2 separate regions of the Mus musculus genome follow, and region 1 is linked to region 2. Evidence: chromatin loops called from intact Hi-C (ENCODE). Cell type or tissue: left cerebral cortex. All regions are shown on one strand. Links, peaks and the distances in the headings refer to the core of each region. The heading gives the core; the rest is flanking DNA.

What was found. A loop is a pair of places that touch in the nucleus more often than their neighbours do. Peaks named below come from ENCODE experiments on the same cell type or tissue, not always from the same donor. Only the 100,000 strongest peaks of a DNase experiment are listed, where the experiment ranks them.
Region 1: it touches region 2 in a loop (2.1-fold over the local background); 3 of 42 quality-filtered maps call a loop at or near these places.

Annotation. Positions count from the first base shown.
Region 1 is chr13:56,068,302-56,076,315 of GRCm38, forward strand. It overlaps Macroh2a1 (macroH2A.1 histone), which reads right to left. Exons shown (of 9, transcript NM_001159513.1): 9 at 5,321-6,091. The coding sequence ends at 5,926. Among named protein-coding and RNA genes, the nearest start is that of Gm31485, 49 kb to the right of the region's middle. In left cerebral cortex, for the core only: CTCF peaks have their summits at 3,978 (motif pointing left) and 4,185; a DNase peak (open chromatin) is centred at 4,043.
Region 2 is chr13:55,824,657-55,832,670 of GRCm38, forward strand. Pitx1 (paired-like homeodomain transcription factor 1) reads right to left here and starts at 6,769. Exons shown (of 3, transcript NM_011097.2): 1 at 6,116-6,769; 2 at 3,784-4,019; 3 at 398-1,955. The coding sequence starts at 6,284. The coding sequence ends at 1,413. In left cerebral cortex, for the core only: no CTCF peak of the experiment used is centred there; a DNase peak (open chromatin) is centred at 4,459.

The sequences.
Region 1 (8,014 bases), core at 2,713-5,212, 240 kb after region 2:
CTCGGTGTGCTGGAAGGGGCCAAGAGATGAGGGTGATGGTTTGCGAGGTGATGGAGACACTCTGAGAGGCAGAAGAGAGTTGTGAAGAGGGCAGAAGCGATGGCCCTCGGGTGCGATGCTGACAGCGACATCAGACATGCACATCGTTGACTTCTTGGGCACTCTTGGGGACGGCAGACAAACCCAATGCGAAGACTTGGAGTGGGCAGAAGTTCCTTGAAGTTCACATGGAACTTGTCCCTGTGGCATTTCCTTTCTAATGTGTGCAGCCAGAGGACCTCAAGGTGAGACCTCATAGCCAGGCCCTCTGTGGGACCTAATGAGGAGCTGCCGGGTTTCAATTATGCGAGGGGCCTTGCCTTGCGCTGTTTGACTGACAGCTCATTACCCTGCTGCTGGTTTGGGGGGCAGTGGAATTTAACCTCCCAGGTGGGAAGCTAATCAATTTGCCCATCTGCCACAGCTGAGCCTATTTGAACTTGACTCTAATTTATTCTCCTAAGCTCAGGGAGCCTGGTTTCCAAGTACAGAAATATTAAGTTTCCCGGTCAGCCTGGGCAGGGGTGCACAGGCAGATATTCCAGAGTGTCTCATTGGGGGGCCTGAGCAAGCCATAATGGTCAGCTAGGGGTGTGCCACCAGCTAGGGTCTAAAGGCGATGGCTCTCTTGCCCTTTAAGCCTTTATGGATTGTTGGAGGGAGGTGGTAGGACAACATGTCATCTGATGGTGCTGCGGTTAAAGTCACCAGGGCAGAGGACCAGAAAGGACTCACGGCAGCAAGGTACACCGGCTTCCCATTTTCTGTGTGTTCTAAGCTGCGTTACTCTCTACTGTGTTCAGTACTCTGGTTTCAGGTGCTAAGGCACAAGATCCGGAGAGCATCATTCTGGTACTGTGTATTCTTTCCCTCACTAGAGTACAGGTGTGAACCTGAAGCCAAGGTAACGACTTTTAACCTCGGACACTGGGGCCGCCTCCCTATTTTGCTCAGGAAGGCAATCAGGGGACGTCTTGGCCAGGACAAATGGCGCCCGCTGTGTGTACCTTAGAACACATCCAGGTTGACATCAAGGGCAGGGAAGACATCACAAAGCATGCCTGCTTTGGACCGGGGAATCCAGCAGACTCTGTTCAGAGTCTTCAGGAGACCGGTTTGAAGTTCTTCGAGGGAAGCTGATGGCAGAGCTATAGACAGTGGTGGCCACTCCACAGAGCAAAGAGGTCAAGGAAGCCATCTCAGAAACTGTAGTTTTGTGGGAGGGGGGAGGTAGCCCCCACTGCCTTCTCACGTTTTAAACATGGTGATTTGCATGTCCCTCAATTCTGTCCTTGACCAAACGGAGAGCTCTGGGGCTCCGCGTGCATGTTCACACACACACACACACACACACACACACACACACACACGGCCATAGGATGGAGTTACTGGCATGGCTGTAGCGGAGGCATCTTCCGAGGAGGGAAGTTTCTGCAACAGTTCCAGAGTCTGACAGTACAGCACCTGCTGGGTTGGTTTCCAGGGGTCAGGGAGAGGCCAGTCTGTTTACATGCCTTAGCCGGGAGTGCAGGGGATGTCAGGGCCCTGGGATTAATGAGCAGTATATTGCCTCACCTGTTGGGAGGGTCATGTGATATGATTTTGATATGAGGGAGCCCCAGAAGCAAACATGACAGGTCAAGTTCTAAACAGAAGAAAAGCCCAAGAAAAGATGGCCTCTCCCCTTGCCATTGAATGTGTCTCTTTCTTCTCATTGAGGGATGGGCGCCAGGCTCTCCCCTGCCTCAGAACCTTCAGGCAAATCGCCCGCCGCCCCCCCTCCAGCCTCCCCCTCATCCCTGCAAGGAGGCCCCAAAGCCAGCTTCTAAGATAAAGTTCGACATTGGTGCCTTGGGGAAAATTAAACATCATGGTTGCTAATGAGACTACAGGCCAGGCTTTGCCCTCAGGACCACAGGGTGATCACCAAGCAGCCCAAATGACAAACAAGAAATGGACAAGCTTGCTGGGGCCTCACCTTTTGAGGAAGGCTGAGCAGACAGCCTAGAAGCCCTGGGAGCCAGCGCTGTCAGCTTTGGGTGAAGTGGGAGATTGTTGCTCATGGAATTCTACACACACACACACAAACACAAACACACACACACACCCGCTTTAGCATATAAGCTAATCTGTCTGTCAGGGCTGGCTGCAATATGCACCTGACCCTGAATGGAAAATAAGTTTGTCAAATGCTGGGGGTGGGGTGCAGAAGGCGGGAAGGGGTGGCCGTCATGAGTGGGGGTAGGGGCGAGGCCTGGGTCATCAGCAGAAGGGCCCAGGGTGCCCCCAGCCTGGAGTCGAGGGGGCTCTCTGTCCATGCTCCATTTGTCACCCACCTTGTCTAAGAAGATCCCGACCTTCCCTACCAAGTCTAGCGCTAGGTTACATGTTCTAAGAAGCCCTCTAGAGCCTCCCACACCAGGAAGCAAACTCACTTCTGCAAGCCATTGCTGGACAGAGGCACTGCCTGGCCTGTCTATGTGACAAGCCAACCATCAGAGGCCTCTGTCACGGGAAACATTTGTAAAATTCATGTCAAGCTTGCCCAGACACACATTTCTAACATGTGGGTGTGTTGTTGCCTGCCTGCATTTGTGTCTGCATCATGTGTGTGTGTGTGGTACCCAGAGAGGCCAGGAGGGTGTTGGATCCCCTGGAACTGGAGTTACGGACAGTTAAGCTACCATATTGGGTACTGGGAATGAAACCTGGGTCTTCTGGAAGAATCTCTCTTAGTCAATGAACACCTCTCCAGTTCCTTCAGTATATACATTTTGATTCTTTCATACACTGAGTTGTTTATGGTCCCCAGGCTGATCACCCAGGCCCTGCCAGTGGACAGACAAGGGCGGTGCAAAATACTGGACTGATACCAAAGGGAAGTACATCCTGGGAAAGCTCTGGTTGTACAGTCATGTGGAGCTGGGTTCGAATCCTAGCTCCCCTTAGAGCCATGTGGTCTTGTAGGAGTGTGCGTCAACTGTTTCCCTACATGTAAAGACCGTTACCATCCTCCTAGGCTTGCCATGAGAAGCAGGGGGAAGGATGTGGGTGTGTGTGTGTGTGAGGGGGATACTTGCAGCTGCTGTTGCTAACTCAGTCCCAGTTGGAGCTGTGGTCTCTGTGACATCCCAAAGGCCATTTGAAGGCTCATGGAAGAAGCTATTAAGAAAACCATGGACTTACTCAGGGTGGAGCCCTGCTGCTCAGAGCACGGGTTGCTCTTCAGAAACAGGTCAGGGGAGGAGAGGAGATGGCTTGGCACTTGCTGCGGAAATGTCAGGACTCGAGTTCAAACTCTTAGCATCCACAAAAAAAAATTAAATGGAAAAAAAAAAAAAGAAAAAGAAAAAAAAAAGGGCAGGTGTGGCTTCATGAGGCTATGCCATTAGCCCTGTGGCAGGGCAGACAGATCATGCTGGCTTGTTGGCAGCCGGCCTAGCTCCAGGGCTAGAGGCTGTCGTTCCATAGATCAGGGCACACATGTGCACGTATACCACGCTCATACCAAACAAACAAACAAACAAACGAGAAAGTGTTTCCTAAGTGTCTGGGGCCACTGTAGAATCCAAGGGTATGCGGCCTTGGATTCTGGATAGAGATGGGGACTCTGTTCTGTGGTATTTGCTGTCACTAACCCAGCAGCTTGTGGCTGCGGGAGGACACTGGCATGTGTCCCCTCACAGCACTTGGTGTGGACGTTTTACTAACTCAAGCGTGGTCTTCCGAGTGGAGACATACGCATGCTTTGAGAGGTTCCCTGCAGGTGCAATCCTAGCAACCACCGTGCACTGGATGGTCAACGTTTAGAACCATTTAGGTGATTTTTGGAAACCGCAAGAATTGCAACAAATTCTTTTGTGCTGTTGCCAAGAAAGAGCAGAAACTGGCTGCCCCTTTTTCCCCAGTCCCTTCCCAATCCTTTGGGCGACATCTAGTGGAGGGTCTTCAAAAACTCTACCAGTTGCTTGACTGGAATTGTTTCAAAGGTGGAGGAACACAAGTCATTTAAACCTGGACTCCTCCTACACACTTAATAGGTGCCTTGGGATGTCTCATTCTCCGAGTTAGAACTGCCACCAAGGCCAGGTGGGCTGTCAGAGTGATCAGTGACAGGGTCTGTCCACAGGTGGCAGCATCTTGTCACTAGACAGCTGGCTCACAGCTAACAATGGGCCCTGCTTTTTTATGTGATGGAAAGGAAGCACGTGCATCGTTGCCTATGAAGTACTCACTACTGTGCCTGGCACACAGCACATGTCCAAACCACCAGCAAACAGTAGTGTCTACTCTGCCCTTGTGTGTGTGTGTGTGTTGGGGGGGGGGGGGGAATGCTACATGTGAGAGCCGTGCTCTAGGGTATTGGGTACACTCCTTAGGAAAGTCTGAGCCCTGTTTTAAGGTGCGCCCTCTTGGAGGAATCAATGCCAAATGAAGCCCCTAGGAGGCAATTTAAACCTAGCGCTGCTCTGGTTAAGAAAGGGTTCTGGAGCCAGAAGCTAGGAAAGTGTCACTCAGGTCTGAGTTGGAGGTGGTTGTGGCTACTGCTAAGACTGAGTCCTGACCTGGCCGGACTTCGTCAGACTTCCTGTGGAAAGGAAATCTGTTTGTTTTTTGAGACACGGTTTGTGTGGCCCTGGCTGGCTTTTATATCACAGGGCTCCACCAGCCCTTGCCTCCAAGTTTCGATTAAAGGCATGTACCACCAGAGCTGGCATAGAAGAGATGCTGTACATAGGTCCATGCTCTGGAGTGCGCTTCGTCCTCCTCCCTGGTTCTACCTACCCTTCTAGACAGACACCTGCCAAGGACATACGAGAAGGCTTCTGTGCTTTCAGGCAAATCTAGATGATTATCACGAGTGCCCTTGACCTCGGCAGTGACAGAGTATCTTTGGGGACCCTCTTGCTAGGGACCTTACTGTAGGGGGGGGGGGGCTAGCAAATGCAGACAAGCAGAGGGTTCATGGCCTGAGTTTTATCTGTAGAACCAGTCACAAGTTAGAGACAGATGGGGCCAGGAGGGATCTGGCCCAGAGCCCAAGACCTTGATCTCTGCATCAGACTCAGTGTGGCTTTGGGTACCTGCTCTGTGAGATGGAACTGACACCCCAACCACACTCGGGAGAACTGAAGCTTCCAACATGAATTTCCTACACACCCCTAGGGCCAGCAGATGTCTGACCAAATTGCCGAGGTACAGGGTCTATCCGGGAGCTTCCTGGGTGTAAGCTGCCTGTACCTGTGTCCTAGGACACAGTAACACAAAACACGGCCAGTCGTAACAGTTTAACATTTTACTAAATCAATTCACACAAATTTCAGATTGCAAATATAATACGGACAACAGATCCAGTTGTCTTTTTAACATTTTTCATTTTCAAATCTATCGTTAAGACAAAAAAAGTAAACAAAAGTTAGGAGGTCTGTTGCAAATTTTAAGATTTCTCTTCTGAGAGGGGGGAAAACCGTTATAGTAAAAAGAATGCCACTGGGTGTACGGTAAAGCAGCGCAACGCACATTACAAACGGGGCTTCCTGCTGCTGCCACTCAGGGGAGGGACCGCTGCTCCGCTGCTCTGTGTTAATCAGGACTTCATTAGAGTGAAACTATAAAATCCTCTAGGTTGACTAAGTCAGACACGGTCTGGAAAGCAGTGCTTAACAAGGACGATGCCGGCTATCAGTGCTAACAGAAAACATTGTAGAAGGCCAAAAAAAAAAAAACCAATCAAACCGGAAACCAAAACCTTATTTTCCCTAGGTGAGCGGGACTGAGGAGGACAGGAGTCCCAGGCGAGGGGATTTTTTTTTCTCTCTTTTTTTTTTCTTTCTTTCCAGTTGGAGGTGGGGGACACCGCATGTGCTGGCTCTAGGGATCACTGGCCTAGTTGGCGTCCAGCTTGGCCATTTCCTGCACATAGATACCTATGCTCTCACTGTCAAAAAGCATGAAGTACACAGTTTTGATGGAGGAGGACATCGTGGAGACAAAGTAGCTGGAGATGGCCTTCAGAATGAGCTGGGCCGCTGTCTGCTTCGGGAACCCGTTCCTGTAGGAGAGAGCATAGTGGTCAGCACTCGGGGCGTCTATGGTGAGAGCCCACCTCAGGCCTCCCCTGCGGGGTCCTCACACTGGGCTCACATGGGCATGAAGAAAGTCCGCGCGGGGTTAAGTTGTATTAGAGAACTGCCGTGTGCTGTTGGCACTTGGGAACTGAACTCTACAATGTGACCTTCCTTATCCCAGGTCTCCTCGCCTCCTTGTCCTGAGGCAGACTGGCTCTGACACGAGGGGAAGGAGCAGCCAGCCAGCAAGGTTCCTGCTATTCTGCAGTATAAAAATGTCTGCTGTGAGGACGAGAAGCCAAGCTCATGCCTGGGCGATGCTCAGAACTCGGTGCTACAGCCGCACTGCTTGGTGGGCTCCCTCAGCAGGTCACTGCTGACTGCTTTGAGTTCTACGAGTCCGTTTGCATTTGCTCATGCATGCTCTCTCTCTCCATTAGGCTTCTAGAGTTTGTTTCTGCTGGATGTTGTCAGCGTAACACAACCTGGTCTCTCTGCCGCTTGCTGTGCTCTTATCTGCTTACTGCATGCCTAACAAACTCAACTCATTCTAAACCAAAAGTACGGCCACTGTAGATCATCCAGACAGAACCAAGATGGGGGACAGGCAGTACCCAGGCCATCTGTGAACATGGGTCCAGAGACCCGTCTCTAAACTGCATCAGCTGGTGTCACAGCAAAGGGCAGGGAAGCCGCTGTGGTGCAGAGCAGAGTTCTGGGGCATGTATGGATAACCTTGACTTCGGGTTATCACTGAAGTCTCCGAGTCAGTATCCTGCCACTGATGTGTGACAATCAATGTCACAAGGGGCCCAGAATGTGAACTCATGACCTGGGAGGGAGCTCAGCACGGATGGGTCCGTGTGTGCCCGAGCCAGCTCCTGGTTCAATGCTGCACGCGCACTTACAGGAAGGAAGCTATGCTCGGAGCACCTTTCAGAGCTATGCCTCTGCTCACTCACTGCAGTCTGAGGTCCTTCGCCTGCCTGCCATTCTGGCTGGTCTTCTATGGGATGACAATGTGGTCACAGCACCCCCGGTTTTCTGCACTGTGCCCGTGACACGGACCCACCCGGGGAGCCACGTTCTCCACAGCTGCCGGTGCTCAAGGCGTCACATGGCCACAGAAGAAAAGCTCACGTGACCCTGCTTTCACCTGGGAGACCCGGGACCAGGGCAGTCCTACGTGCTTCGGGAACACTGAGCATTCTTAGAGGGCCACCGTGGGGGTGTGATACAGGCTCAGGACCCCTCTACACACAGCTCTGCTTGGAGTTCCAGACAGTCTGGTTGACTTCCCAGAATGGGACTGGTGACATCTAAGCTGGAGGACATCAGGGACATGATGACAGAAGTCAGGGTACCGCGGGACACCAGGCAGCTGGCACAGTAGGCTGGGTGGGAACTGCTGGAGGAGGTATGCTCAATCTGTTGCTCAGAGTGCATTCCAGTGGTGCAGCCCATAGCCAGCTGTGTGTATCCTGCTGGAGCCTGCTCTCAGGCCCAGGGAACAGAGAGGCAGACCTCAGTCTGCAGGCATAACCTGGATAAATAGATGGGCTCTGAGAAGTGCAAGGAGCTGTTCTCTGCAAGGGGAGGTGTGGCCCTTCGTCCACCGGTGCCAGGCTCAGCTGCCAAAGGCCCGCCCGCCTCACTTCACACCTGTTCTGGTGAGCCAAGCTGAGGAAGGCCTCCGGCAATTCCCAGTAGCCAAAGGGTCACAGCTGTGTGCTCCTGTGTAATCAGCCAGCTGGTGTGCTTGCCCTCTGCCTGGCACACACCAAGTGTGTGATGTGATGATCATGTTGCCCCGGCCTATTCCCCTAAGTTTCCTAAGAGCATCAAGTGAGCGGGTCACTTGTAGCCGGTTCAGCTGTGGCCCTGGAAAGGGGTATGTAATTGGTGCT
Region 2 (8,014 bases), core at 2,941-5,440:
CCAGTCCGGCTAGACTGTGGAGCATCTGGTGCCCAGAGCTGGACTCTAAGGGCATGAGGGGATGGGGCCATGGGAGAACAGATAGCCCCAGCCCTAAATGGTGCTCAGAGAGTGTGCCCCTATGATCTAGGTCAGTAAGTGTTCTCACTTACCCTGGGAATCTGAGGATCAAGCCGGCAAAGCTTGTGGGAGTTGGAGTTGGGTGTCTAGAGGGGGAGAGGTGTCTCCTCACTGAGAGGCTGAGGGAAGGAGCTGGTCAGAAATAGGGGTGGGGAACCCTTGCCCCGTCTCCCCCCCACCGCCCCCCCCACCGCCCTCCAAGTCAGGGAGGCTCAGTTCTCAGTTCGACGTCGGCCTCCCTCTTCAGTTGAATGAAGCAGCTAGGGCTCAGTGGTGCTTAGCACGCTCCGACTATGGTTTTAATAGACGTACATGGACAAGTTGATATAGACAGATTTATAATTCTATACAGTCAGTCCGACATACACAGGGACGCTGTAAACGGGCGCGGGCCGGAGAGCGGGTGTGCAAAGTGGGCGGGGGCCCTGGGGCTGTGGCCCCTCGCTCTCCTGGCTCGACTCTTGCACGGGCAGGCGGACAGTGGAGAAGGGGGCTGTTCGCTGGGCCACCTCCTGGACCCAGAGTGGAGCAGAGGGCCGGGCTAGCGGCTAAGCTTGGGGCTGGGGAACTCAGAGCTGAGCCCTTCTCCTCCTGCTGCTGGCTGGCCTCGGCCAGCTGCGGCTCAGTGGCCTCAAGTGTGCGGCTCCAGAGCTCAGTGCTGCTGGGCTCTTCCTGGCATCCCGGGACCTTAGGCTAATCCAGCGCAAACGCCAGATCCTCGGCGACGCAGCCATCCTCAGCCAGGCGTAAACTCCAGCAGTGATCCGCGCCCGCGTGCACTCGGACGGGTCGGGCTAGGAGAGGGCGCCTCGGTTCTTGACCGGGTGAACGATCCCAGGGCCTCCAGGTTCCCTACATTCAGTTCACGGGTTGAGGCGCTCCGGCGGGGACGCGCGGCATCTTCTCCGAACACTGGCTTCTCCCCGCCATGTCCCATTGGTGTAGTGGACAGCTGGGATCCCGGGTTTGAACGCACCATCTGCGCCATCGCCAGGGACATTGCAACTTACCCCCACCTCCAGCATTTTTCTCCGACGTCTTTTTTTTTTTTCTTTTTTTTTCTTTCTTCCCCACCCGACCCCCTCCCTTGGCTTGCTTTCTTTTCTTTTCATTCATTGGGGGACAGAGCGGGGGTCTGGAAAAAGCAAACACAAAACCAACCTGGAGGCGGGGTGGGGAGGAAGGGGCTGCGCAGAGGTGAGGTCCGAGGAGCTGCGAGCGCCCCGCGTGCTCCCGCGCGCTCCCTTCTGTGAGCCTTGCTGGCCGGCGGCCCCGGGGACCAGGCGGGGCGGTCAGCTGTTGTACTGGCAAGCGTTGAGCCCCGACGCCGGACCCTGCAGACCGCCATAGCCAAACGACGAGTGCTGCTTGGACTTGAGCCGCAGGCTGGCAAGGCTCGAGTTGCACGTGTCCCGGTAGACGCTGTAGGGCGAGGCTGGGGTGCCGTAGGGGCAGGCGCCCGGCGACATGGCCGAGTTGAGCGAGGAGCCGGTGAGGTTGTTGATGTTGTTGAGGCCCGAGTTGGGCATGCCGGGCACGGCGCCCGGGCCCATGCTGGACGGCATGGTCATGGAAGAGATGGAGCTGGGGGCCGAGAACATGGATTGAGAGGAGAGCGGGCTCATGGAGTTGAAGAAGGTAAAGCTCTTGGTAGACAGCGGCGCCGGGGCCAGGCTCTTGGCCGCCCAGTTGTTGTAGGAGTAGCCGGCAGCGTACACGTCCTCGTAGGGCTGCACCAGGCCGCTGAACTGCGGCACATAGCCGCCCTTGCACAGGTCCAACTGCTGGTTCCGCTCCCGCTTGCGCCATTTGGCTCGCCGGTTCTTGAACCAGACCTGGAGAAGCCAGCGGGAGAAACGTCAGGGCCGCGGTGGCCAGGAAGGGTCCTCACCCCCAACTCTGCAGCCTCCTCTCCTAACACCCCGTATTTTCTTCGGCCTCTGCCGAGATTTTCTGTAATGGTTCCCTTCGCGTCTCCAGAAAATACGAGCCCTCTCCTCTTCCCCCACACCCCCCCCTGCTTTTTTTTATCCTCTTCCCCAAGTTAAATTTATTTTCTTTTTCTGACTCGGATTCTCTTTTGTTTGAACAAATATTCGTTTTCTTTTCTCCCTCCCAACCTGTCTTCTTTCTGCCATCTCTCTCCAAATGGGGTACCACCACCCTCTTAGTAGTTCAATCTTTTTCGTCTCCTTCAAACACAAAAAGTATTTTTCTTCCTCAAAACTGACCATCTCCGATTTTTCAGACGAGTTTCGTTGTTCAACTATTTTGTTTTCATCGGCATTTATTACATTTAATAATTTTTCTCCTCCCAAAATGTAAATTTTTGTCCACTTCTTGACTATCTAAACTCCAGTCTGGTTTTTTTCTTTATTTCTTGTCCCCATTTTATTCTTTTCTAAATATTTAGTTTATCCCTTCTTTACAGATATCTGACCCTCACTGTTTCCCTTAAATAGTCGATCCTTTCTTTTTCTAAATGCCTAACCTCTTTGCTTCCCTTAAATATTTAATTTCTTTCCTGCTGCCTAAATATAATCCAAATATGTTTCTCTGCAAATATTTAATTTCTGTAAGTTTATTAGTTTCCCTCTAATCTCCACCTCTGTTTTCTCCTAAAAACTTTGGTAAGGACCACTTTTCTCTCCCTGACCACGTCTTCCCCGACTTCCCCTATCTTCCCAACATTGGCCCCCGACCTCCTAGCTCATTCTCCAGGCCAGGATCCCTGTACCCCAGCCTTTCCCAGGCCCTGATTCTATCTACCCAACCCCACACCATCCCCACTCCCATAAACCTGGGCAGGATTAGTGAGCTCCGAATTACAGGGTGAAGGTCTGCTGCATCCAGGCTCCCACTGGGTCGGACCAGCCTCACTGGGGAGGGCTGAAGGTTGGGCTTATGGCAGGGGCTCCACGAGGCAGGTGGGACTTTGGTCTGGCTTGAGAAGTGCTCCCAGTGTCTGATTAAATATTTGCCCACCCAGGGAAGAAATGATTTCCTTACTTCTCCTGAAGGAGCGGGTAGCATTTGCTGGGAACTGTGGAAGGTGCCAGAATACAGTGTGGCCTTGGGTCTGGGACCTTACATCTGTAAAGTGTAGTGGAAGGGCCACTCACTATCAGCGTCCCGCTCCACATGACCCCAGACCTACAGTGGGAAAGGGCATTAGGCAAAGGTCCAGCTAGTACCTGGCTGACTGGCCAGAAAAGATGGAGAATATTCCAAAAACAGTTTGGAGAAGGGAAATTCAGAATGAGATCACAGTTCCAAGAAGTTTGAGATACCCCAACTCAAGCACCTTTCAGGCCTCTCTGAGGCAGCCAGGCACGACCTGTCTTTCCCTTTCGTTTTCCAGGGGATGAAGGCTTAAAGCTCCCGAGGTCCTTAGCGGCAGAGAATCCTCTGCCCAATCTCCGGCTCTGAGTAATTCTGACAGAGTTCAGGGCAGGGACAGGGTCTTCCGACAGGGGCTTGCAGTAGCTCCTGTGGGACAGGTAAAAGGGCTAAGAAAGCAGTAGCCCAGGGACCTGGCTGACGTGGGTGGCTGGCTGGGGCCTAAAGTGGGGTCTCCTACGAAGCAAGGTCCGCGAGGTCAGAGTTGTAAGTCTAAGCTACTGAGTGCCAGCCGGTAGCCCTCTGCACGCGCCCCACGCTCACCCGCACTCGCGGTTCAGTGAGGTTGGTCCACACCGCGATCTCCTCTCTCATGCTCATGTCGGGGTAGCGGTTCCTTTGGAACGTGGCCTCCAGCTCTTGCAACTGCTGGCTTGTGAAGTGAGTGCGTTGCCGCCGCTGTTTCTTCTTCTTAGCTGGGTCCTCTGCACCGCCGCCGCAGCCAGCACTGCCCGCGCCACCATCCTCTGGCCCCTTGGCTTCCCCACCGCGCTCCTTGTCTGCAGCAGGTAGGAATGGGCGCGAGTCACCTCGGGCTAACACTATCGCGCCCGGTCCCGGCTCCACCGAAGCGCCTGCCGTCAGCGGTGGCTTCCCTCCCTCCATCCAGGGGCCCTGGGAACTGTTTCCCCGCTGGAAAGGAAGGGCCGGGTGCCGGTTCTCAGTAAGCACCCCTAGATCTGGCGTGCCACAGCAAAGAGCCCGGGAGCCACATCTGGGCCTGGGTTCCCAGCTAGGCAGGGCCTGCTTCTGCAGCTCGCTGGCTGCGGCCCTGCTGAGACTCTTGAAGGTCTAAATCTGAGCGGACACCTCAGCTTTCCTGAACGGGCATCAAAACTTTCCAGCTGAAGCTAGCATATCTGTGGGGTAAGAGCCATGTAGTCGCCTGGAATGTTGTTCTTGCCAGGGCTGTGTCAGAGCCGCAACTTAGCTTGGATCCCAGCCTTACCGGCCTCGGATTCTGAGGTCTAGAAAACCCTCCATTTGCAGCCTAGACAGACATATTCTGTCTAAGTGACCCGGGCCTCTCTGTCTCTTTAAAGCTACTCAAGATGCACACAGTAGTCAATAGCATTCAAACATAACGCAAAGGAACTACAAACCAAAACGGAGCCCTAGAAAAGCTCAGAGCTCTCTCCCTAGAAACAGAAAGGTGCACAAACCCTCAGAGCCAGGGAGGCAGAACCGGAGCAAATGTAGATCAAGAAGTCAAAACCGTTCCTGTGAACACACCCCTAAACTAAACACACAGCCAAATGTGTATAAACTCCAGTCAGATGGCCATTTCTCTGGGAAAAAGAATCTATGCATCACTGCAGGTAAATTTTAGATTCCCTCACACAAACACTGGGAGAGATACTTTCCAAACCCTAGATAAATACATTACAGCGAGATGATTTAAATTCACAAAATAAAACTGCTACGAATGGATTTTGATGGGGGGGGGGGGAATCTCAAAGAAATGCGCCATTTTGAATTGACTTTTAAAAAATCTCTCCAAGTAACTTGTGGCATGTAGGTTCTTTTAAATTTCAGAGAAATACTCCTAGTGAATTGTGTCAAAGGAAGCATACAGTTAAAATTGTTAATTTATCCCTGTAGATTTGATTTGAAAATCAATCTCTACAGGTTTTTTTTTTTTAAGCAAACACCACGCTTAAAACTTCTAAAAACAAAAGTACACTCAGAGCTTTGTTTTCTAACCAAGCAAACAGAGGTTGGAAAAAAGTCACTTAGAGATGCAAAACAGAAACAAATACCGATTAAATAAACGTGGAAGAGATGCCCAGGGCCCGGGATGGCTGTCCCAGGCAGCCTGGAGATCTGTGACTATTTGGGGTTGGGACCCCCCTCCCGTGCACAGCCGCTCCAAGACAGGACAGGCCTGGAAACGGACATGGCCGAAGCCACCCAATCTCGGGCCCAGCTCAAGAGATCGGGGTTGTTTTGTTTTGTTTTGTTTTTTAAAAGACAACTGGGGGATTTGTGGAGTCGAGAACCCACCCTGGCTGGACCCCTGGTGGCTCTGGGCTGAGGTGTCCACGTGGGCCAGGATCCCCGCTGCAGCAGGGTTCTGCCGGCTCTGCCGGGAGTCAGGCCGCGCCTCCTAGCTGGCTGGCTCTCGCTGTCCCCAGAGCTCGAGCTCGGCTTTACGGACCCCTCTCTTCTAGCCTGCTCTGTGACCCCACCTCTTCTTTTAGGATTCTTTCCTCCATCTGTCAAGGTGTCTCTTTGGGCACTTTGTCTGGCCACCCCTTCTACTCCCTGCACATCTGCTTCTCGCCCTGAGCCCCAGCGACTCCTCAGCAACCAGTTAGGGAAAACTCAACTTTTTTCTCCCGCGTGCTATCTGCTCCTGCTCCAGAGGGGCTGCCAGTCCCACTCAGGGCTTGGCGTGTGGGGGACTGTTTGGAAGTGACTTCGCGTGTGCGTGCGAACGCGCGTGTAAATTTCCGTGTTCATCGTCAGGTTAAGACCAGGGAGGAAAAAGAAAGCTCCTCGCTGCAGAGACGCAGAGGGGACCCGGCTGCGTGCCAAGCCGCCCGGTGTGCGCGGAGGCTGGATGCCCGCCGCGGGTTGGGGGAGCCGCGTTTACCTGGCAGATCAGCGTCGGACGATTCGCTGGCGGAGTTCTCCAGCGGCTCCCGGGGGTCGGCGGCGCGGGCCAGGTGGAAGCTGGGCCCCATGTCGTGCGGTGGTGGTGGCGGTGGCCGCAGCCCCTCCGGTAGCCTCTCCAGGCTCATGCCTCCCTTGAAGGCGTCCATGGAGGTGGGGACCGCAACGGGCGCTCCAGGGGCCGGGGCTGGGAGCTCCCGGCCGCCCAGGCTGCGACCTGTTGGGGACAAGAGAGTGGCGCCTAAGCGGCTGCCCCCCAGGGCTGCCCGCGCCCACAGCGACGCCGTTCGAGCTCCATCGACCTCTCCAGGCTGCGGGACCGGGTTCGGGGCTCGGGGCTCCGCCACGCGCTCCTGCTGCTCCGGCCTCAGCTGCCCGGCCGGCCCGGGCCCCAGTCCCGATTCGAGGCCGGTTTCTAAGGCTCGGGTCGGAGCCCGCAGAGTCTGTCTGAAAACGACAGTGCGCGCAGCCAGGTTCCAGCAGTCCCTGCGCCAGGGGTGGTGGGTGGGGTGGGCCTCGGTGGGAGGGGGCTGGGAGAGAAGGAGGGAGGGCGCGAGCGAGTGAGCAAGCGAGCGAGGGAGCGGGCGCGGGCGGAATCCAGCCTCGAGCCGCCCGCGCCGCGCCCTCCCCGCCGTCCTCCCTCCCTCCCTCTCTCCCTCCCTCCCTCCTGGCCTCGCCCGCGCCCTCCCCGTCGCAGCCACCTTCCCGCCGCCTCACCTCCCCCCCTCTCCCGCGGCCTCACCGCGCCTCTCCCTCCTTCCCCGGTGACACACGAATTTCTCCCTTGGCCGCACAAAAGAAACGCATCTGGCCAGCTAGCCCCGGGCGGCTGGTGCACACCTTGGGGGCCCCAAGTGACTTGTTTCGCTGAGAGTCAACTCCTGTCTGGGCCACCTCAAGTCCCCAGCCACGGGAGAGAACAACTTAGAATGAGTGAAGGTTCGCTGAGCAGGATCGCTCTGAGCCGGCGCCTCCGAGCCAGCGCCAGGGCAGTCAGTGGCAGAGCCGGGGGGCCGGTTCCCGGTTGCTGCAGCTCCCAGCGGTGGTGTCGTCCTCGAGGGGCAGACGGGCCCCTCCTACCTCAGTCGCTTCTCCCAGGAACTCGGGGCCGGCTGAGTGACAGCAGCCTGCGAGCTCTAATGGGCCCCGGATGCTGTCTTCTAATTAGTTTGGACCCTCTCCCCTAAGGCTGCTCTCATGGCCTTCCTCTCTGCACCGCAGTCAATTTTCCGGAATTGGGGTAGAGATGACGGCTTCTAATCAGACGAAACGTTTCTGTTGGCTCTAGGCCATGGCGAGTGGGACTGGAGACCCCAAGAGCCCCACCAGGCCCGTGGCCTTTCCACATCCCCCTTTGTTTTGCACCTACAATGATCAGGTCTTTGGCAGCCACCAGGTAGGCCTTGCCAGCCTCTGCCCTCCTTTAGGGTAACTTTGCTCCAGTGTGGGGCCTACTTTCTGAATTCTCAGGGCTTCAGCAGAGGCCTGGTAGGCCAGGTGACTGATGTCTCACAACCCTGGGCTGGGAGCTTAGGAAGCCTTTGGGTTTTCTCCCGATACACTGCTAGGAAACTGTAGCTCCAGAGCTCCCCCCTCCCCAAGCAAAGACTTTACCCTCTAGGCTCACAAGAGTGGTCCCCTCCTTAGCTCCTCACGCTCCAATGAAGTTTGTCCAAGGATTTTATCCAACAATTGTTAACTGGCCCAGGGACTTCAGCTTCTTGAGTAAACAGGTCACAACTGAGGTGGCCCTGACCTGCCTCTGTAGCCACGGAGGACCCCTAGGCTGTCTCTGGGCCTCACCTGCAGACCTCTCCCCTGAACCAGCCACTGATGGGGTAGACTAGGGCTTAGGAAAGAAGCACTTCTCTGTTCTCCA